2 separate regions of the Homo sapiens genome follow, and region 1 is linked to region 2. The links are chromatin loops, found by intact Hi-C in ENCODE. Cell type or tissue: K562. All regions are shown on one strand. Links, peaks and the distances in the headings refer to the core of each region. The heading gives the core; the rest is flanking DNA.

Evidence for each region. Peaks named below come from ENCODE experiments on the same cell type or tissue, not always from the same donor. Only the 100,000 strongest peaks of a DNase experiment are listed, where the experiment ranks them.
Region 1: it touches region 2 in a loop (3-fold over the local background); 3 of 110 quality-filtered maps call a loop at or near these places.

What each region holds. Positions count from the first base shown.
Region 1 is chrX:152,031,033-152,043,757 of GRCh38, forward strand. No RefSeq gene overlaps it. Among named protein-coding and RNA genes, the nearest start is that of GABRE, 63 kb to the left of the region's middle. In K562, for the core only: no CTCF peak of the experiment used is centred there; no DNase peak of the experiment used is centred there.
Region 2 is chrX:151,973,514-151,984,985 of GRCh38, forward strand. It overlaps GABRE (gamma-aminobutyric acid type A receptor subunit epsilon), which reads right to left and starts at 1,163. Exons shown (of 9, transcript NM_004961.4): 1 at 1,057-1,163. The coding sequence starts at 1,112. In K562, for the core only: a CTCF peak has its summit at 1,904 (motif pointing right); DNase peaks (open chromatin) are centred at 738, 1,298 and 1,898; H3K4me3 peaks cover 3,485 bases.

The sequences.
Region 1 (12,725 bases), core at 4,365-9,364, 62 kb after region 2:
GAAGCTGGTTTTACCGGGGGATGTTTCAGATCCCCAAATGTGTGAGTTTTATTATGTCTTGTGGTCTCTTGGGATGAAAGAAATAGGAATCAAATCCCAGAATAAGGACAAAGTAAAAACTCCTTTTTAGAGTCCTCTCCAAACAATTGCCTGGTACTCTCAAAGGACTACAGCCTTGGGTAAGGATAAATTCATAACAAATCAACCTTCTTTTGGTCTTGAAGCTATGAACTCCAAAAAGCTGAGACAGGTCTCAGTTAATTTAGAAAGTTTATTTTGCCAAGGTTGAGGACCCGTGCCTGTGACACAGCCTCAGGAGGTCCTGACAGCATGTGCCTAAGGTGGTCAGAGCACAGTTTGGTTTTATACATTTTAGGGAGATATGAGACATCAATCAACATATGTAAGATGAACATTGCTTTGGTCTGGAAAGGCGGGACAACTCAAAACTGGGAGGGGACTTCCAGGTCATAGGTAGATAAGAGACAAATTGTTGCATCCTTTTGAGTTTCTGACTAGCCTCTCCAAAGGAGGCAATCAGATATGCATTTATCTCAGTGAGCAGAGGGGTGACTTTGAATACAGTGGGAGGCAGGTTTGCCCTAAGCAGTTCCTAGCTTGACTTTTCCCTTAGCTTAGTGAATTTGGGGGCCCAAGATATTTTCCTTTCACATTTCCCCATTTTTCTTTCAAATGATCTTTTGGAGAAAGTATTTTAGAAGAAAATGAGTCAGTCTCTGGTCTCAGGTTTCGTCTGATCTCTCATGGTTAGGATGGTTTATTCCTAGACAGGTAGGTCCCGAGTTATTAGGAAAGCTCATTTTTAGAAGGCTGTGACGTCTTATGTCTTATGAAGAGAAAATAGGGGGAGGAAGGGAGAAAAACAACAACAAACAAAAGGATAATCCTGGAATATTGATATAAACCACATTCCTCTGAAGTCCATACATCAGTAGGCAGGTATGAAAGTGGCTTAGGTATGTAAATAGGTTGCTGTTATTTTCTTCTGAAGTTTAAGTTGTCTGGCTTCAGTTCCCAGGGTTTTAAGAAAACACAGCTTAGTTTTTGGTGACTCCACATTAGGAAAAATGAGGAGAAAGGAAGGAAATAAAATGTAAACATTATTTTCAAGGCTTGTAGCTAAGAAAAATTAGAATTCGGTCCAAAGTGTAGAAAATAATAAAAACTGACTAGAGCCTAATGGTAGGTGTAATATAGTTTTTGAAACATATTTTTTCTCTCTCCGGTTTCCCATTTTTACTAAAGACAAATTATTATAGGATTAATTTGCTTTATTGTACTTGGCCAGATTATTTGTATAAAGTGCAGCAAGAATAATTCTTTTTCACATAGGCTTTTTATTTTAATTGGCTTTGATGGAATTTGTTTCATAGAAGGAATCTCAGATAAGACTTTTTTAAAGCCAAGCCCAGCCATGGATTTGTACCATTAAATACCTATGAGTTGGGTAAATTCCTCTCCTCTTGAGGTTCCAAGATAAATTTGGGGCTCCTGGGCCTGTCAGAAAGTGGCATTGTTTACTTACCACAGGTCAAGAACCCTGTATAGGGACTGTGTAGACAAAGGTATAAGGCCAGATTTTCCAAAGGGCTTTATTGGCTCTGTAAGTCAAGTTTGATTCCTTAAAGGAAAGCATTCCATTCCAGTCAAAGCCTTGGTAAAATAGCCAGTTTCTCCAATTGTGTCCTGTTACAAATGAAAACAGATTCTTATTGCACTTATGCAAATGACTATATCATCATAACTTAAGAATACTCACAGTTTCCAAATTCTGTAGAAATCAGGTAGAGAGAAACAAATATGCTCCAAATTTTGTCCATAAGAATATACTTTACTCAACTGTTAAAAGCTTTAAATAGCTTAAAAGTTTTCTTTTAAGAAAAACAAAGGATCAGCAACACTTTTAGCAAAAAGTTAGAAAGATTATTTCATACTTCTATTAGTCTAGTAATTGCAGTTAATTTCTCTTCTGCTTGATACTCATAAACATGTCAGTTCTCTATGAGTCCTGAAAGTTTTCCTCTATTCTGATGTCACAGTCTCCAAAGTTCTCAGAAACCTGCATTCAAAATCACCTGTTAGAGTTTTATAGCTGATTATAAAACCACCTTCTAAAGAGGACCAAAACAAGGCAACAATTGTCCATGGATGACAAAAAGTTTTAGGACAGCCATAAGCAAAGACACAATTAACAAGGAAATTTATTACCTCTGTGGCACACAATAATTTAGCATAACAATTATAATTGTTGCTGGTAGTGTACATTAAATCATATCAGAAATATAGGGGTTTCCCATAGTTTTGGAACACATACCAATAACACATTTATACAAATGCAGCCCAAAGGAAACCAAACACAATTTTACATTTGACAATGCTTCCTGTACAATTTTTATACCATATAAGCCAAATATGTCGTTTTTGGTCTTTTTTTTTATTAGCATTTTTTTATTATTATACTTTAAGTTTTAGGGTACATGTGCACAATGTGCAGGTTAGTTACATAGGTATACATGTGACATGCTGGTGCGCTGCACCCACTAACTCGTCATCTAGCATTAGGTATATCTCCCAATGCTATCCCTCCCCCCTCCCCTCACCCCACAACAGTCCCCAGAGTGTGATGTTCCCCTTCCTGTGTCCATGTGTTCTCATTGTTCAATTCCCACCTATGAGTGAGAATATGCGGTGTTTGGTTTTTGTTCTTGCGATAGTTTACTGAGAATGATGATTTCCAATTTCATCCATGTCCCTACAAAGGACCTGAACTCATCATGTTTTATGGCTGCATAGTATTCCATGGTGTATATGTGCCACATTTTCTTAATCCGGTCTATCATTGTTGGACATTTGGGTTGGTTCCAAGTCTTTGCTATTGTGAATAGTGCTGCAATAAACATACATGTTCATGTGTCTTTATAGCAGCATGATTTATAATCCTTTGGGTATATACCCAGTAATGGGATGGCTGGGTCAAATGGTATTTCTAGTTCTAGATCCCAAAGGAATCGCCACACCGACTTCCACAATGGTTGAACTAGTTTACAGTCCCACCAACAGTGTAAAAGTTTTCCTATTTCTCCACATCCTCTCCAGCACCTGTTGTTTCCTGACTTTTTAATGATCGCCATTCTAACTGGTGTGAGATGATATCTCATTGTGGTTTTGATTTGCATTTCTCTGATGGCCAGTGATGATGAGCATTTTTTCATGTGTTTTTTGGCTGCATAAATGTCTTCTTTTGAGAAGTGTCTGTTCATGTCCTTTGCCCACTTTCTGATGGAGTTGTTTGTTTTTTTCTTGTAAATTTGAGTTCATTGTAGATTCTGGATATTAGCCCTTTGTCAGATGAGTAGGTTGCGAAAATTTTCTCCCATTTTGTGGGTTGCCTGTTCACTCTAACAGTAGTTTCTTTTGCTGTGCAGAAGCTCTTTAGTTTAATTAGATCCCATTTGTCAATTTTGGCTTTTGTTGCCATTGCTTTTGGTGTTTTAGACATGAAGTCCTTGCCCATGCCTATGTCCTGAATGGTAATGCCTAGGTTTTCTTCTAGGGTTTTTATGGTTTTAGGTCTAACATTTAAGTCTTTAATCCATCTTGAATTGATTTTTGTATAAGGTGTAAGGAAGGGATCCAGTTTCAGCTTTCTCCATATGGCTAGCCAGTTTTCCCAGCACCATTTATCAAATAGGGAATCCTTTCCCCATTGCTTGTTTTTGTCAGGTTTGTCAAAGATCAGATAGTTGTAGATATGTGGCGTTATTTCTGAGGTCTCTGTTCTGTTCCATTGATCTATATCTCTGTTTTGGAACCAGTACCATGCTGTTTTGGTTACTGTAGCCTTGTAGTGTAGTTTGAAGTCAGGTAGCATGATGCCTCCAGCTTTGTTCTTTTGGCTTAGGATTGACTTGGCAATGCGGGCTCTTTTTTGGTTCCATATGAACTTTAAAGTAGTTTTTCCCAATTCTGTGAAGAAAGTCATTGGTAGCTTGATGGGGATGGCATTGAATGTATAAATTACCTTGGGCAGTATGGCCATTTTCACGATATTGATTCTTCCTACCCACGAGCATGGAATGTTCTTCCATTTGTTTGTATCCTCTTTTGTTTCATTGAGCAGTGGTTTGTAGTTCTCCTTGAGGAGGTCCTTCACATCCCTTGTAAGTTGGATTCTTAGGTATTTTATTCTCTTTGAAGCAATTGTGAATGGGAGTTCACTCATGATTTGGCTCTCTGTTTGTCTGTTGTTGGTGTATAAGAATGCTTGTGATTTTTGTACATTGATTTTGTATCCTGACACTTTGCTGAAGTTGCTTATCAGCTTAAGGAGATTTTGGGCTGAGACAATGGGGTTTTCTAGATATACAATCATGTCATCTGCAAACAGGGACAATTTGACTTCCTCTTTTCCTAACTGAATACCCTTTATTTCCTTCTCCTGCCTAATTGCCCTGGCCAGAACTTCCAATACTATGTTGAATAGGAGTGGTGAGAGAGGGCATCCCTGTCTTGTGCCGGTTTTCAAAGGGAATGCTTCCAGTTTTTGCCCATTCCATATGATATTGGCTGTGGGTTTGTCATAGATAGCTGTTATTATTTTGAGATACGTCCCATCAATACCTAATTTATTGAGAGTTTTTAGCATGAAGCGTTGTTGAATTTTGTCAAAGGCCTTTTCTGCATCTATTGAGATAATCATGTGGTTTTTGTCTTTGGTTCTGTTTATATGCTGGATTACATTTATTGATTTGCTTATATTGAACCAGCCTTGCATCCCAGGGATGAAGCCCACTTGATTATGGTGGATAAGCTTTTTGATGTGCTGTTGGATTTGGTTTGCCAGTATTTTATTGAGGATTTTTGCATCAATGTTCATCAAGGATATTGGTCTAAAATTCTCTTTGTTGGTTGTGTCTCTGCCAGGCTTTGGTATCAGGATGATGCTGGCCTCATAAAATGAGTTAGGGAGGATTCCCTCTTTTTCTGTTGATTGGAATAGTTTCAGAAGGAATGGCATTTTTGGTGTTTAAGGAATCTATTAATAATATCTTAAAGGTTAATTAGGTCAGAAAAAGACATAATTTACAATTTGATTTGGAAAGTGTGTCAAATATGAAAGGCTTAAAACACTTGATATTATGAAACAGGATCACAGGTCATTGTAAAATAAGTCGTTCATTTAACCAAAGTGATAAGAATTTCAAAAAAAAGGCAAAAACCTTCATTCTTTGAGAGAGGAGACATAATTTTTCAAACAATAAGCCCTAAAAAAAACAGCACGAAGCCAATTAAATTTGTTTTCCAAAATTTTGTAATCTATAACATTTTCATCTTGATCATAAGATATAACTTTCTTAAGCCTTTATAACCTTTATTAACAGGTCAGTTCATATTTCAAGAAAACCCTGTTATTCTGACCCAGGGGCCCGTATGCTGGTGTTGCATCAATGTGCCTTTGACATTCATGATTAATTTATAGAGAAACTGAACTTATTTTATCTCTCAGAATAAGTACTTACAATCTCACATGCTCATGTCTTCCATGATCATCCCTGGCCCTTGAGGAGTTAAATAGCTTTAATTTTTTGCCCTGTGTCTCAGGAAGGCAGTTTATTTTGATTGGCATCTTCTACTGGGACTGAAAATGAGGCTTTAATTGCTGTTAGTTTTTAAGATTTAGCAGGTCTTGGTGTTCTTTTTAGACCCAGGAGATAAAGCCCTGTAACTCAATGTCACAAGAACTTTCAAAGCACATATAGGAAAATGCAAGAATGTAATAAACTTAATTTAAAAAATATTTTTTTAATATCAGTTTCTCCTAAGCAAACCAAACTTAATAATAATGCCATAGGAACTATTTTGATAAAATGTAAAATCTGTTAGGCCAGTTATCAAAAGGCAAAAGAAAAGACACTGTGCAGTGCACAGAATATTATTTTGGAATAAAATATTTCCTTTAGCTCTTTAGGAAACTACTGTTAGCATCAGGCCACAAAAAACAGAACCCAAGGAGGAAAAAAAACATATATTTGAGCTGAAAATGAGTTCAAGGGGAATGTTACTTTTTCATGCCTTTTAAAAGGGGAGAGAACACTGAAACCAGTGAGATGCAATAAAAGTTGAACTTTGGGTTGAAATAAAAAAAATTAAAATCTCTTATAATTTATCAAGAGTAAATCAAACCCTTAAGAAAATTTCATTGTTCTAACCAATTCTTTATGTGTTTTTTTACATCAAACCTAATCTCTAGAAAGATCATTATAATTTCCCTTTAATCATAGACAACATGATCATATATAAATTTTTGTTGTTTTTTAAAAATAAATCCTTTTCTTATGACTTACACAGACCGTTTATGACATCCTTGAAATTGTTTTTCTGAACATCCCTCTGTCCTTAACAACCAGCCATTTTATTCTAGTACTAAATTTATCATACAAGGTTCTTTCTCATATGAAATTATTTCTCTTTAGCCTTCTTACAAGAAAAAACCCTCTTTATTTATATAACTTTCTTAACATCTCTTTTATTTCCTGGCTCCTTTTACCTTGTTTGAAAAATGACCCTTAAATAAACTTTTGAATTAGGCAAAAATTGTTCACTTTTTAAAAAGAATACCATTTTATTTTAGAAAGAATGTTTTCTCACAAATATATTTTTCTTGGAAAATACGCAAATAATAATATATCTATTACTTAATTTAACATAACTTTAGATTCTAAATTATGATGAGTTTGTCTACAAGTATTTATCCTGTAATATATATCTAATTATTTTATTCTAATCATGTACCTAGATTATTTATAAAAACTATGATGGTCGTTATTTAAAGTTAGGGAACCACCACTGCAGAATTATAACTGAGCCAGTGAAAAATATTTGACCTGACTCCATCTTGCTTTTAACTTCCAAGCTTTCCTTGTTCATTCCTGGGCATAGGACAAACTAAGTTTGGGAGGAACTTACTTTATAGTTTAGCTTTGAAACAAAGATGATGACAATCCTTTCCCAAAACAAACCTTAATGCCTGTGGACTAGACTGCCTAAAGCCACAAGAATAGAAGTTATGGTAATCTTACTAAATTCAAGACATAACTATTTTTATTAAGCCAGCATCAATGTCTGATTTATTAAAGATTATACAAGCAAAGGTCATTCTGTCTTGTGCTGGGTTTGTAGATTTGTAACCCCTATGCCAAATTTTGACACCTTATAATATTTGGCAGGAATAAATATGAAATTGCTTGATTAATACATGCAAATAAATGTGTGCTGGTGATTCTTAAGACATTTCTAATATTACTTTACCAATAATTTTAAAGCTAGCTTATTTAATAAAGATTTTAAGTTATGTAAACTTGAAAAAGCATTTGACTAGTCTTTTATTTTTTCCTGATAAAATATTTGATTCAAATGTTTCTATTTTCTTAAGCCAATTAATTAGCAGTCTTTTATATATTTTCAGTAGTGAAACATTGTGTATGCAACACATAAATACATAGACATATTAGGCATGCCGGTAGAAGCACATCTTATAGTTTTATAAAAACCTTTTATTTTCCTATTTTAGACTTTCAGATTCTTGATAACCTGTTTCACAACCCTAGGAAGTTGTCAGCTAAATAGCCTTAAATTTGCATATTAAAGCAAACAACTCAGGTGAAAAATCAAATAGCAAAATTTATATCATAAGGTACAGAGAGAAAAAGCCTGTTTGTGCTAGAGGGAGATTAAAGATGGATGCCAAATCAAACATAAATTGTAGAAATCTATCACAGGATTGTATAAGGAGACCAGTTTTATTTAGATAGGGACTACCTATCTTTTGACTGGATCTCTGAGCTTTGGACAGAGCCTACAATGAATCATGGGTCTCCACAAAGGGATAATTATTGTGAGGTTAGATCACATGATGCTTTTACAGTACACTTAATTTTTTTTTAAACAAAGACATTTCTAAGTATCGAAACCATACTCTTCCTTAAAGACCCAAGAGTAACCTCTGTTGCAATAACTATAAACAGGTAATGCAATACAAAAGTAAGCAGTTTAAGAGCTGAGACGAACTTGTCTGTTTACATTCTTGGGGTTCCATAAGGAAAAACAGGTTTCTCCCCCAAAGGGAGTCAGTCTTCTCCATTTTCTTTAAAGAATCCCAGGCTGTTATAAAGTATTTTAGGTCCCCATGCAGCAGAGGGTGCAAGAGAAAGAAGAGAAAGCAGAAGTAAATGAAGAAAACAGAATTCAGTCAACTGAGAAGAAAAAGCTTTTGCTTCAGAAGAAGACAAGGTCCTAGGAGAAAAACAAAAACAAAAACATGAAGGCCTTTTAAATACAAACACACACATATGGGCACACACAAACACACATCTTGGATGTTAGCTTTTAATTAAGCTGACTTTTGACCATTGAGTTCCTTTTAAAAATACCTTCTTAAATCTCATTACCATATCTCAGCTAGGACAAATTGCTGCTATTTCAGAAGGGTAGCCATTGCTTTTTCAGTTTGGCCTGGCTAGGAAAAAGGTGGCCTTGTTATGTAAATAAAGCCCCTTTGTAATAAAAATAAAAAATCTTTCCTCTTTTTTTTGTCTTTTTGCTGGCCGTCTTTCTCCTTGCACCACACCACCGTGTGTGTGTGTGTGTGTGTGTGTGTGTGTGTGAATTTAACTCCTTCCGAGGTCTTGTTCCCCATAATTTGGAACTTCCTTGGGATTTGATCAAGTCACATAGAGCTGATCAAACCCAATGTGAAAAAGACTGAAACAACAACAAAAACAGAAACAACTAATGACAACAGCAAAAAACAGTTAAGCAAAATAAACAATTGCACAACTTATATGATTACTGAGCACTCTAATGGTAAGGAGAAATTAAGATCAGCTGGTTGTTAATCTTAACTTTAGCCAAGACATACTCCAATTTAGTTACTTGCCTAGGGATAGGCTCAGGCTGAAGACCGCTCTCTAACACCCTAGAAGCAGAAAAAAAAAAAAAACCCTCTTTTTCCCTGTTGGAAGTGAGCTCAAACTCCATAAAGGAATTTCCTGCCTTCCATCATCATGGAAGCAGGAAAAACTTGTCTTCCTTGTGTTTGTTGGAAGTGTGTACAACTCCAAAAAAAGGAGTTGTACAGCAAAATAAATTTTAGATCTCAACCAAATTTTGGCAGATCAGAGATTCTCTGGAGGAGGTGCTTCCAGGTCTCAGCAAATTGTCCTATTGGTTTGAGCCATAAGCATAGCTCAATCTGATACCAAGCACAGATAGAAGATTTTTCAAAGGTCAGGAGCACCTCCTCTCAGACTCCCTTTGTGGTTATCAAAATGTGAACCTGAAAATCTGAGACAGGTCTCAGTTAATTTAGAAAGTTCATTTTTCCAAGTTTGAGGACCCCCGTGCCTATGACACAGCCTCAGGAGGTCCTGACTACATGTGCCCAAGGTGGTCAGAGCACAGTTTGGTTTTACACATTTTTTGGAGACATGAAACATCAATCAACATATGTAAGATGAACATTGGTTCAGTCTGGAAAGACGGGACAACTATAAGTGGGGAGGGGGTTTCCAGCTCATAGGTAGATAAGACACAAATTGTTGTATTCTTTTGAATTTCTGATTAGCCTCTCCAAAGGAGGCAATCAGATATGCATTTATCTCAGTGAGCAGAGGGGTGACTTTGAACAGAATGTGAGGCAAGTATGCCCTAAGAAGTTTTCCCCTTTAGCTTAGTGATTGTGGGGGCCCAAGGTATTTTCGTTTCACAAAGCTCAAGTAATAGTAAAGTGAGGGTAGTCTAAGAAATCTCCAGTCTTCAACTTTAACGAAAGTGGTTCCATATTAGAAGAGTCCCCTGGTTGTCCCATACAATAGCTAATATTCTGTAAAGAGAATCACATTGATCCTAGGTTTCATTACCAGTACAATAAAGATAATCGGGCATACAAGTAAACCAGACACCATCAATAACAACAAAAAACAAAAGCAAAACACAGCAAATACCAGAAAAAGACACAAACTTTAGAAAACTCAGTTGTCAGATATAGATTATTAAATAATTGTACTTATCATATATACAGTAATAAAAGAAAAAACTTGAAAATATCTGCAAATTAAAGATACCTATGTATGCATTTCTAAATTAAAAACTCAATGCATGCTTTTACAGTAGATTATACGTAGCTGAAGAAATAATTATTGTAAGACAGATAAGAAGAAATTATTCAGAATGCAGCAAGTAGATATGAAAAGCTGGAAATACAGAGGAAAATAAGAGATGTAATGGATACAATAAATAGCCCTTACCTATATCTAGTTGAAATCCCAGCAGGAGAAGATAAAGCACATTAGGTGGAGGAAATATTTTAGGCGATAATAGTGGAGAAATTTCCACAACTGACAAAAGACACCAATCCACGGTTTTAGAAAGCCCCTCCTCTCTCTAAAATCCCAATGATAAAAGAGAATAAGTAAACAACAGCTAGATACATTATAGTGAAATCACAGAAACCTGAGAAAGAAAACCTTAAAAGTAGCCTGATAAAAAGACATATAACTTTTAAAAGAGTAGATTAATAGCTGGCTTATAGCAGCAATGGAAGCCAGAAAATAGTGAAATGATTTCATCCATATACTGAGGGAAAATAACTGTCAACCTAGAATGATATACCCAGTGAACATATCATTCAAGAATGGAGGCAAGATAATGACAGTTTTTAGACAGAAAATTATAAATTACCACCAATAATCAAGCACTAAAAAGTCTAATAACTATCTATTAAGCTAGCCAACTAGCTATTATCTATCAGTGTATAATGGATATAGTTTATTTTGAAGGCTAATTATTATCCCACATAATATCTCAGATAATTTATCTCAGATAAGTGTGAGATGCATAAAGAAATAAAGGCTAAATGAAATGATTATATAAATTATAATGAACTAAATGTTTTAATCAAAATAAGACAATTGCCAGAATGGAAAAAATCCAACTTTAAGCAGTTCACAAGAGATGCATTCAAAATATAAGAATATGTAAACTAAAAGAATATAAAAAATTAGATTATGCAAACACTAATAAAATACAATTTTTATAGCTGTATTAATTTCAGACATTTTTAAGGCAAAATGCAATCTTAGAGAGAAAGGTCACTTTATAATGAAAAAAGGTTAATGTTGCCCCAAAATATCGCATTTAAAAATTATGCACCTAGTAACATAGTAACAACAGATATAAAGTTGACAGATACAAAGAGAAATAAAGTCAATAAGCATAGTTGGAGATTTTATCATAACTCAGAAAAACCAAAAAGGATTATAAGAGATTTGATCAATATGCTAAACAAACTTTACTTTATGGACAAATATAATATTTAAAATTTGGTAACATTTGTCCCATGGCTAGAACACACTAATCTAGAAACCAAGAGATAGAGGATGGAGAACAGCCTCTCAGGATTACACCTCATCACTCACTTGAAAATTACACCTCATCACTCACTTGAAAAATGTTTGCTTGCCATCTTCACATCTTTGGACTATGATTGTATAATGGTCTTAGAGCCCCACAAAGGAAGACTTATGCCATAGCACTCAACAAAGGTTTCACTAAATTGAAAACTGAGACTGCAACATGGTCATTTCAGGTATTTTTTGACACTTGATTGATAATCAATATACGGGTTACTATATTGTCTAAAATAATTAATATCAGTTTTTAAGAGGAACTAAGATTGTTGATATCCAAAGGTAACAGGGATACTTATGTTTGGATCTCAGGAGACTTTTTGGGAAATCTTCCTATACTCCAATTTCCAATGATAAAAATCAGTTGAGATACATCACGGCCCCCCCAGAACATCATACACCTCAGGAATAAAATTCTGAGTAGTCTATCCACCAGCTAATTATACTTCCTACCGACTCTCTGGCTGAAAGCATAAAGCAAAGAGAATAAGTAATGATTCCAGTAATGGCAGACTATAACATGAAAGTCATCCCTCATACTGAGAACAACCAAATAATCTGAATATGTTTTTTAAAAATATGATGAAAGACATCATAGAGTTAACAAAGCAAGAAGTATATGTAGCAAAAATACAGAAGAAGAAGAAGAAAACCCAGAGAGGTAATTTGAGATTTGGTGGTTGCTTTTTCCTTAGGGAAATTTTTCAATTCCAGAAGAGACTACTGAAAGGCTACAAACTGAGCAGAAATTTTAACAGGTCCATATGCTTAGGAAGACAAAAACTAGAGTCCAAGGCCTGCCAAGGAGACACGCTGGTAAAATCTTCAGGCTTTGGGCTAAAATCCCAAATATTAGTTCTCTAGGAGTAAGAGTGAACCATGCCTAGACTAGGACTTGTAGTGCTTTAAGATCATCATAGAATCATCTTCATACCTGAATGGATTAAGGTTCTTCTGGGATTGATAATGCTCCTTTAGCTCTAACCCAGAAGCAAACAAATCTTCTGTGTAGGAAGGTAGCATCTTTCTAGGCCTCAAATTATAATTTTTCACATATGATATCCAGCACACAATCTTTTTTTTATTATTTTTATTGTCATATTTTTTAAAATTATACTTTAAATTCTGGGATACAAGTGCAGAATGTACAAGTTTGTTACATAGGTATACACGTGCCATGGTGGTTTGCTGCACCCATCAACCCGTCATGTACATTAGGTATTTCTCCTAATGCTGTCC
Region 2 (11,472 bases), core at 1-5,000:
AATCTGGGGTAGGGAGAGAAGCCACCCTCCCTCCCCAGAACAGACAAACAAGACACAAGCCCAGTGCCATGGAATCTTCGAGAAAGCTCCACAGATCAGGAAGCTTGCAAATTTGTGACACTTCACACACAGCAGGAACCATCTCAAAACAACAACAACAAAACGAAGCAGTCATCTTCCACCCCAAAAAGCCACAAATCCAGGGCACGACCCTCCTAGCCAAGTCTCAGGGCGAGGAGAAGGTGTGAGGGAAGATGGTTGTTCAAGGGAAACCTGAAAGGGGAGAAGGGGATTGAAATCTACGGCCCAAACCACAGACTTCAGAGGAGAATAATATTCCTGGCCTCTGGCTCCAGTCTGCCCAAGGCCCAGCAGGGTGTCTAGGGATGAGTTAAGGAAGTGGGAGGCTGTCAGCGGTGGAGAGGGGGCATAGCTGGTGCGGGAACCCTTAGACTAAACCAAAGCTCGTGCCTGAGACTGGCACCAACAGGAGCAGCGGCATGGGAAGCAAGTAATGTCAGAGTTGCCTGGCGCAGTGCCTGGAACTCAGTAGGCACTCTTAAAAAAAATGTGAGCAGCAGAGAACACACGAGGCAACACTCACACATTTTTGGCGCAGCTAAGCTCCCTCAGCCCGCGCACCCCCTTCTCAAAATGCACCTCCGGCCCCCCCAGTAGCTGAAGCCTGCCCTGGCCGGTCACCCCGGGGCCGCTCCCCTGTTCCTGCGCAAGACTCCGAGGAGTGCTTGTCACCAGGCCACCGCAGTGCTTCTGAGAGCGGGAATCCGCGAACTGGAGTCCCGTCTTCCTTCTGGCGTCCTGTCTTCCTTTTGGAGCTCCCCCTCAAGGACCCCGGGAGCCCATCCTACAGTGAGGCGGGCCGAGGCCGGCGCGCATCGAGGGGACGCGGGACTCGGCCAGCCCGCGGTAGGGCCGGGGCAAAGCGGGCGCGGGGCTCGAGGAACGCGGGGCCGCTGGGGTCCCGGGAGCCGTCCCGGCTCCCGGGGAGAGGGAGCTGGGCGCGAAGGGCTCCCGGGTCCCGGGATGGAGACTCACCTCGACTGGAGGATCAATAAGATGCCTAGGAGGACTGGAAGAACTTTGGACAACATTTCCGCGGAGACCGGCGCGACCACCTGCGCGGAGGTCGCGGCTCACGCTCTGGCCGCACTGAGCGCGGGGCGGAGGCTTTTGCTGGGCTCCAACTTTCACTCCTCCCACTCGCCCCGCCCCGTCCCGCGCTCCCCGCCCCAGGCCCGCCCCGATGGAAATCTCCGACGACGTGACGGCTGCTGCGGTGGGGAGCCGGGGAGGCTCGCGCGGGCGCGGGAAGGAGGCGGGAGCCCGGTTGCTGAGGCCCCCCGTCCCCACGCCGCCACTGCGGCGCTGCCAGACAGCCAGGGGCGGGGGAGGCGGAGGGAGGAGGCGGCGAGCCCGCGGCGCGGGGCCTGGGCGGGGGAAACTCGCGCCCCAGGCTGTGGCCGGCAGGGAGCTGCTTCAGGGACAAGATGTGGGGCTGGATGTGCTCACGCCCCAGAGGCGACCCCCTCCTGCCCGCTGGCACGCCGCGGGGTCAAACTGTGCTCTCCAGCCGTGGCTTCCTCCCCGCCACCTGTTGCACCCCATTGCTTCCCCAAGTGTCCTGGCTTCAACCTCCCTCTCTGGTTTTCCCAGCTCTCAGCCCACAATCTTCAGTCCTTCGGAATACAAGTCTTGTCGTATGAAGGAAGCCGGGTAACTCAGCACCTTCCTTGGCACCGAGAAGAAGAGAGACAGGGGTCTCCCCAGCAAGCTCTGATGTGAGGTATTCCACAGGGCAAATTCCCAGGTATTTGGGGGCAGGGAGGACCCGCCAACAGAGGACCAGGCGGAGACATTCACTGGAGAATTTTCTCTGAACCCCAAGGGGGCACTGCCACAATGTGGCTCCCGCTTTGGCCCCAGAAGCTGAGTGTGAGAGGGACCAACTGGAATAGAGGAGGCTTTGGAAACCTCCTTGAGACTGGATGGCCGAATCTTTCTGGAGACTTGGCACCAGGTGATAGCAGAAGAAGACACGAGAAGGCACAGAGGGGGAAGGGGAAGGGGCAGTGCCCCACTTCAGGGGAGACACGTCAAGAGTCTCAAGCATACTTGGACTTCATCTTCTTTCCCTAGACCCTTCTGATTTGCTTCAGAAGGAGAAGGAATGGCAAAGATTTGTGTACCAAGCTGATGCCAGACGCTGGCAGCATCCTCACCTGTTGCTCCAGAAGGGGCTGTGTGCATCCTTGAAGAGGCTTAGCTCTACCACACTCACCTACAACACCCTCTTCACCACCCCACCTCCCAAGCACATCACTCTGCTTTGTCCTCTTCACAACACTGCTCACTCATTGATGATTATCTTGGGCATTTTTTATGAGCTTGTTTACAGTGGGTCTCTCCTACTGAAGTAAGCTCAGGGACAAACACACACATGCATACACACAAAATGTGTCTGTTGGGGTCTCCACTGTATCCCTAAGACTTAGCAGAGCTCTGGGTACACAATAGGCACTCAACCAAATGTGTCACTGATTTGTGTGCAGCTGTGTGTGTCCTACTACCACTGAGTTAGTCCACTAGGACCTGGGGCTGCCTTCAGACTACGGTGCAAGACAGAAGAGACTGCAGGACATGTTTAGGCTTGCACAGCCCCTCACCCCCGCCCCCCGACACACACCGGGAAGAGCCCCATACTTTCTTTCATGCTTTGCTGCTGAAATTTTTAATAATTTTTGAACAAGTGGACCTGCATTTTTCTTTTTTCCTGGGCCCTGCAAATTATATAGCCAGTTTTGCCCTGGGCAGAAATGCCGCAGAGCAGGGAACAGGCAAACACGCGGCTTTGCTGAGGCCATGAGGAAGAGAAGGCTGCCAGTCCATCCGCCTGCCGTCCTGTCCAACACCAGACTGCTATGGAAAGGAGCATGTCTGCCCTTACTGTAGCCAGCCTGGGATTTGAAGTGTCCTGTATGCATGTCTCTTCCTCCACTGACATTGGACCTCCGGGAAATGAAGGTTTGTCTGATTTACCTGTATTCCCCTGGGTTGAGCACAGTGACCAATGACCAGTAGGCATTAATTACGTTTGCTGAATGAGCGACTGAATCCCAGGCAGACAAAGGAAGCAAGTGATTACAGCTCCCTCATCAGAGATTCCCAGGCACTTTTCTCTTACAGGTTGATATTAATCATACTTTGCCATCTTCCTTATAAACCTCATCGAAGGGATAGCTCATCCACAGGATAGCTGTGAGGATTTGTGGAGGCTACAGAATGTTATTATTATTTTGTAGTTTTTCAAGTATTTGCCACATGCTTGTCTAGGTCAGGCCATCGACTTTATGATAGAGGAATATATGGCAAGGACTCAGATGATGTCCTGGCCCTTACATATGTTTTTCAAGAGAGGAGTGGGAACTTGTGGTAAAATTAGTAAAAAATTACTATTTTTTCAAAAATTACTAACACAAGGTACAAAGTCATGAGGGCCCCAGAGTTCCCAGGAAAACACTTATGTGATCTCTAGCCTCTCAAAGCAAGAAAAGGGTATTATAGGCAGCAGAGGTGCAGAGATGGACATTCCAAATTGAGAGCCAGCCAGGGTGTTGAAACCAGCTATGTGTGGTGTTTGACAGAGAACAAGGAGGAGATTGCCTGAGGCATTTGTGAAGAGAAATTTTTGGAGATAAAGCTGGAGTGGGAGGCTGGCCAGGCAATTGCACTTTATCCTGTGGGCAACAGGGGAGTTGCAGACGAGTACCAAAAGGGTACATTGTACGTCCAAACGTTGTTTCCAAAGATCCCTCTGGTGGGGGTAGGCGGGAGAGTTTGCGGGATGGAGAGCTGGAGCCTCTTTTCTCCCAGTGAACAGGATCAGAGCCACAGGGATGGCCAGAAGAGGAGCCGCAGGAGGGAGCAACATCTAAGATGTACAACTGACAGATGGAGTTGGGGAGGAGGCAAAGGAGGGAGGTTTGTTGGAAAAGGCTCACAGGGTCTTCCCGGGTGACCAGGGTGGCAGAACAGAATAATGAAGGCAGGAGGAGGAGAAAGAGCTTTTAGTCACAGCCATGATAGCAGCTCCCTGCATTTTGCATTTCACTTTTTAAAGTTCCATTAGAAATAAACATTCTCATTTAGTGTCTAGGTACGTGTGTGTGTGTGTGTGTGCGTGTGTGTGTGTGCATGTGTGTGGGTGCACACCCCTCTCCCTGGCTGTTTGTACTTCAGATGTGCTTCTCTTCAACTAGATATTCAAGCTGAATATAAACAAAACTGTTAATACAGCAGCTGTGTTTTCATAACTAAACCAAACTACCCATTGATTGGAATAGCAGTGAGCAACCCCCTTGTCAGTTGTGAATTATCAAATTAAATAACCAACAGCAAACCACCATGTGACCTACTATATATGTGATTTAGGGACAAAACCAGAGTTGCTGGTCATAAAGTCTGTGTGTTCATGCCCTAGCATGGCCTAAACTGTAGCACATGCACACATGCTTTTCTTATTAGCTCAAGGAAAAAATACCAGCCCAGACAAATCTTACATGGCTCTTAGCTTGTTAAGTACCTGGGCTTGCAGCAAGACCGAGATGCCAGGGACACTGGGGAAAGCACCTAGAGAAAGAACTATGTACAGGGCTAAGCCAAGTGCAGAAGTGGATGAAGGAGCAAGCAGGGGACAACCAGGCTTCAAAGCAGATAGACTAACAATGGAGGCAGAGGCAGTACAGGGTAGTGACCAGACCTCTGTGCTCCACTGCACACAGGGCACAGGTTGAATTTCAGATCATCCCCTAACTACTGGCTAAATGACTAGGAGCAAGTTCCTTAAAGCCCCTGAACCTCACATTACTCACTTGTCAAATGGAAATTATAATACTTCCCACCTCACGTGGCACCTGTGATGATTCAATGGCAAAGACCAGGTAAAGCAGTTAGCACCATGTCTGGCACATGGTCAGTACTCAACAAAGCTTACCTGCCATTCTCAACATTACTATTATTAGCTAATAACTGATAAATGACAGCGCAGGCACACCTGGTATCCTTGAGGTCTTGAGTAACACCAGGAAGTATCTGGCCAAAGAGCAAGACCTCAGCCCTAGACATACACTGCAGAGCAAGGGCTCATGTCCCAAGGCGGTTGAAATGCTGTGGACAAAACAGGATTCCAGACCTCAGGAAACTGGACCACTGTGAGCACTGCAGGCTGGTGGCACCAGGCTATAAGGGAGGAGAGAGGCATGACTGGGGATGGAGATTGCCTGGCACATGGGTGGCATTCAAGACCATGGAACTGGATGCAGTCACCCAGGGAGAGATAAACAGGCTTAAGCTTGAGTCCTGAGAGGGGTGTCAGAGAAGCCAACACAAGGGAGGGCATTTCTTGTAGGCTGGTGGTTTTAATCATGTGCTAATAAGTCAAGGACTGAATGGTGTCCAGTGGATGACTCAACAAGGAGGTTATTGGTAAGCTTCGGGCAGGGGCTGATCCTCAACACAGAGTTGAGGGGGGGTGTGAGATGGACAGGTAAGAGAAAAGAGCGTATGACTGTAGACAGCTTGCTTGAGAAGTGGCTCGAAAGCAGTGAGAACTGTGACTGTCTCCCACACCAAATACAGGGAGAGAGGCTTAGTGCAGGGGCCATGTCTGATTCTGCTCTGGGCTAGAGGGTTTTAGAGAAGGAGAGGAAGAGATTTAAGGAGAATTCCCATAATGCTGGCAAATGATGTTGGTTGAGAATATTGAGATCTGGAAAGTGTCTGCTCTGAGGGGTGAATGTGTGAGGAGGATGTGAAATCAGCAGGTATAGACAACTCCTCAGGAAGCTCAACATGAAGGAAGACACAGCTAGAGGGAGGCAAATATTTGAAGCATTTTGATTTTTGTGTTTTACAGATGCATGAGACAGAAACATGTTTATAGGCTGAGAGGGAGAAGCCAATTGAAGGGGAGAGGGTGGAAAGCCTTCATGAAGCAGGTGTGTATGGTCAGAGCCCAGTGGGGAGAATTGGCTGCTAGTGGAGGATGAATGCTTCTTCCTCAGAGGAGGGAAGGACAGAAGGAGAGGAGAGGACACAAACAGACTCATTCATTCATTCAACTAATATATGTTACTATGTGCCAGGTACTAGCCTAGGTGCTAAAGATCATAGTGATGAGAAAAGCAAATTGAAAGCCTTGTTCTTGTGAGGCATACATCCCAGAGAAATGAGACAGACCTCAAATAATAAATATAAGGAACAGACAAGTTACTTATATTTATACAGCACATTAGAAGGTAATAAATGGTTTGGAGAAAAATAAGCAGAATCTGATAAGTAGGATTCGGAGTGCTATGGGGGGATAATTTTAAATAGGGTGCTCAGGCAGAGCATCACTGAGAAGGTGATGTTTGGGGAAAGAGTGTTCTAGTAAGAATCAAGAAAAAGTGAAAATTATTAACATGTTCCAGGCCCAACAAGAAAGTCAGTGTGGCTGGAATAGAGTGAAGAAAGAGGAAGTAGCAGGAGATGAGGTTAGAGAGAAAACAAGATTGAGCTGGAAAATCATGGAGTGTCATGTAGCCATTGGAAGAAGTTAACTTTTCTTCTGATTGAAAGTGGGAGTCACTGGGAGAGTTATGAGAAGAGGAGTGACACAATTTGAATTACTTTTTTAAAGGACCACTTCCCTTAGAATAAATTGATGATGGTGAAGATAAAAACAGAGGGGCTAATTAAGGGGCAACTGCAGCAATTGCAAAAGAGATGATGGTCACAGTGGAGATAGTGAGAGGTATTCAGACTTTGGCTCTATTTTGAAAATGGAGTCAATAAGATTTCCTGCCAAATTATATGAAGTGTGAAAGAAAGAGAGACGTCAAGGATGGCTCCAGAATGGTAGAACTACCAACAGCTGAAATGGGGAAGGCTATGGATAGAACAGGTTTTTGTTTGTTTGCTTGTTTGTTTGTTTGTTTGTTTTTTCTGCTGTTTTGTTTTGTGGGAGTTTGGTTTTCCTGGAGTTTTGGTTGGTTTTGTTGGAAGATAGGTCAGAAGTTCAGTTTTCCACATGGTGATTTGAGGTGTCTATTAGACTTCCAAATTCAGGTGTGATCTTGAGTCTGAAATGTGGGTGGGAGAAAAGTGTAGCCTGGATATATACATTTGGGAATCATCAGTATAGAGATGGCACTTAAGGCCATGAAACTGAATGAGATGAACATGAGAGTGCATGTAGCTGGAGAAGGGGAGTGAGACAACGACTGAGCCCTGAGGTGAAGAGGATGGGAAGAAGAGAAGGAGCCAGGGAACAAGACTGAGAAATGTGACCAGTGAGGTAGGAAGAGGAAAACATCTCTTGATGTTTCACTCAGGAGAGTGAAACATCCTGCAAGTCAAGGAGAGAGAGATCAACTGTCAAATGATGCCGGCAGGTCCAGGGGAGTAAGACTAAGAATTGACCACTGGGGCTAGCAACATATAAGTCATTAGTGCCCTTGAGAAGAAAAATTTCTATGGTGTGTGCGTGTGTGTGTGCGTGTTGGGAAGGGTGGGTAGGAGAGGTAAAAGACTGCTCAAGTGGGTTCACAAAAGACTAGGAATTAGAGATAATGAGCTTAGAAACCTCCTTGGAAGAGTTTTGTTGCAGAAGGCAGCAGCAAAATAGGGCAGTTGTTGAAGAAGGAAGGAGACTCTAGAGAAGGTTACATGGGGAAAATAACAGCATGTGTGTATGCCAAGGGGAATGCCTAAGTGCAGAGTCAACCCTTTATACTACCAGGGAGGGAAGAGGAGTGCCGTGGTGTCACTGAGTCAGCAAGAAGGGATGAGATGTAACCCTTTGGAAGCAGAATTAGAGGAGGTGACTACCCTACCTCCAGACTCTGAGAAACATGGAGTGTGGAGAATGAATCTCTTCACTTGCCTCCCAGAACTGGTACCTAATCACAATGTATTGATTGGGTTAAGGACTGAGTGAGTAGTCGAGAGGCCTGCAGGGGAAGCTACATTCTCCAGGCAGGGAGGAACTGTAGTTGGATTTGGACAAAGAGGTAGAAGTAGTATTCAGAGATGAGATGGGAGTAGAGGAGGCATTTTTCTCCTAGAGCAAGGTGCTGGTGGGCCAGTGGGAGGTTTTGAAGATGTGGAGGGGGCACAGGAGTGCTCAGAGGTTCCGTGGAAGTTGAAGAAATGCAGAGTAGTACCACAGAGCACAGTGGAGGGCTGAGGTGGGTCTTGCTGAGGTTTGAGGGAGATGATTAACTGCACCCTCTCCCTTCTCTTGGAAATTCAGAGTAATTAACACAAAAGACATTGGAGTCAGAGAGATATAGAAATGTGGTTACTTCACCCACATCCCCTATAGTTCTCACCTTCGTAAAGCCCTTCCCCCAATGTACAACCCTGCCTCCTTTGTGTATTCTCATTCTTTGTAGGAGGGTAACACTTCCAGCTCCTCCCTCCTCTCTCACAGGCGCTGTTCTGGGTGTTGAGGATGCAGTGACAGGGCAGATTAAGTCTTTGCCTTCATGAAGTTTACATGTTTATGCAGGGAAACGGGCAATCAGCAGACAAGGAAATAAATCTGATAATTTCCAGTATGAAATGCCATGAAGAATGACTACAGGATAATGACTGGGGGGGACTCTCAGTCTGCCCAGGGTGCAGGGAACATCTTGGTCTCCTCTTGGGCTCTCTGGGAAGCTTGGAACCACAGGGTAATCAGCTCTGAAGGCCCTTTTGCCATTTCTAATTCCAATGTGGAATAAAGGGAGCGGGAGGAAGGCAAAATGACAAGGCTATTAATATACGAAAGGCTGCCAAGCCATTATCGTTTATTTCAAGTGGTGGTAAAAGCAGATGACTCATCCTTCAGAGCTGCAGGACTTTGCACCAAACAGTCTGGATAGTTTATTGGCTTGCCTGTTTTTCTGAGCTTGAAGTCAGGGTGACAGGGCTTCTGAGCTTGAATAATCCTGAGAAGCCATATTTCCTTACCCCAACCCTAAGAAAGACTTTCCCAGAAGGTCTCAAGGGAACAAATAGATGTTTCAGCAATGGTTTGGAGCCAGGAAGCTTCCTGGTGAAGATGAAGCCAAGCAGCTACACTGAAGAGTCTTTTTTTTTTTTTTTTTTTTTTTTTTTTGAGACAGAGTCTTGCTCTGTCGCCCAGGCTGGAGTGCAGTGGCATGATCTTGGCTCACTGCAACCTCCACCTCCCAGGTTCAAGCAATTCTCCTGCCTCAGCCTCTCAAGTAGCTGGGACTACAGGCACGTGCCACCACGCCTGGCTATTTTTTTGTATTTTTAGTAGAGACGGGGTTTCACTGTGTAGCCAGGATGGTCTCGATCTCCTGACCTCATGGTCTGCCAGCCTCGGCCCCCAAAGTGCTGGGATTACAGGCGTGAGCCAACGCGCCTGGCCAAGAGTCTTTGTGTTTTTCTTACCCTCCCTTACCAGCCATGCTTGCTTGCCCTGCTGTAGGTTAGGGAGGAAAAGAGGGAATCTCTTTCTGACATTTCCAGTAGTATCACCTTTTCCCTGGCAATCTGGTGAAATGTAGCCTATTAATGAAAGACATTTCTCCTCCCAAAGCTGTGGAAAACCAATTGTTGAGTTCATAATGCTTGCCAATCAGTTAGAACAATTGGGAATGTTGAGATTGGTCAAGTGCCCCAAGAGGCTCCTTGGATGGAAGAGCTGCCATCAAATTTATGGTGTGTAGCAGCCTGTCTTACAAAAGGGATTTGCTCCAACAGATTGGGAAGTGAACTCATCAGGGAAGTAAGTGTAAAAAGGTCTTTGTAAAGAGCAGGTGTTCTGTCTTTCCTGATGCATCATCAGTGATATCACTGGTTGGGCCTCAGTTCCAGCATTTTTATTGCTGGTGCTCTTGTATGACATAGAAAGGGCTCAGTGGTGAGCTAGATCACTTTGATACTGCCTGTTTCTATGGGCAACTTTGACAGGAACAACAACAGAGAATATTTTTCTCCCTCTAAAAGGGCTGTAAGAGAAATCAGGATTGGAAAGAGACTATAAAAGACTTGATGACATCAGCCTTAACTTTTTCCTGGAATAGAAGTCTTCCTCACAAGTAGGGCATTCAAACTCAGTTTGAGCCAGAGATGAGGAGCTCACTACCTCCACAGGGCAGCATGTGTCACTTTTCAATAAGCTCCACAGCAAAATAGTCGTTTGACATGGTAAGTGAAGAATTTTCTGAGAGAAGGTAGAGGAGTCAATCAGATCATCCCTTACTTTTCAAGTCCAAGTTGGCCAGGACAAAACAGTTAAACTTGAGATTAGAGAGCCTGTCCCTACTACTCTTGTGCTATGTGCACTCAGGCAGGCATAGTTTGAGCCCCCCCACACACACATAGAGGCATCCACTCTGTGACATTCATTATTTATTTTCACAAGAAAAATAACTAATTGACACATTGTCCTAATAGTTCTGATGTGATATAGACCAAAGATTAGCCAAGTATATAGAGACATCATACTTATCTCAATGTCCCAAAATCAATGCTAAAGCTCCTGCCATTTCTTCATAGACAAGCTTTTGGAACTTCACTCAGAGTCTGTTTACACTTAGTTTACAAACAGATCTACCTGTCTTGCAGAAACCTGGTTTTCCAGTCCACAGCAGCTTAACAGCAAAACTAGAAGAGAACAGGGCTTATTCACCTGATAATCCAGACTAGAAATAGTTATTAGTATTGTTATATTTTATGCAATTAACCATCGAATTTTCAGTATGTTCTTGGCAAAATCATTTTTCTTTTTCTGAACCTCAGTTTCTGTTTTTGTTTGTTTGGTGTGAGAAACTCCCTTGCATACTTAGGCTGTGTTATTGCTTAAGTCACCTATTGTGTTAGATAATTTACAGTACTTTTAGCTGCAAATAATGGAAACCCTTACTCAGACTGACTCAGACAACAAAAACATTTGTAACAGGAAGTCCATTCGTGTGTGGGCTGCTGGGTTGCTTAATTCAGCAGCTTGACATGTTATCGAAGACCATCTCACAGACATCACAATGGAGTTGGCTCTTTTCTTTAGTGGCAGAACTTGAACTAGAACAAGAACTAAATCTAACATCATATGACAGCTAACACGGTTCTGTTAGCTGCCTGTGCTGCCTTAGAACTGTGGGTATTCCCAAGTCAGCAGTTGCTTTCTGTATGAGGCTGTGTTTGGGGAAAAAAAAAAAAATCACTGGAAGCAGAAGAAAGCTGTCTCAGGGCACTCTTGATGTCAAATAGGCTTCCCTAACTCTAGGAAGAATCCGATTCCATGATATGGCTCCTTGTATATCAGAATGGAAAAAAGCCAAAGACGTTGGCCAGGACTTGGTCTGTTCAGGATGTTTCTCATCGGGAGAGGTGAGAACAGTGGATACTTTAAGGGATAGAGTGAGAAGTGAAACTGGCATACGTTTTCTCCTTTAG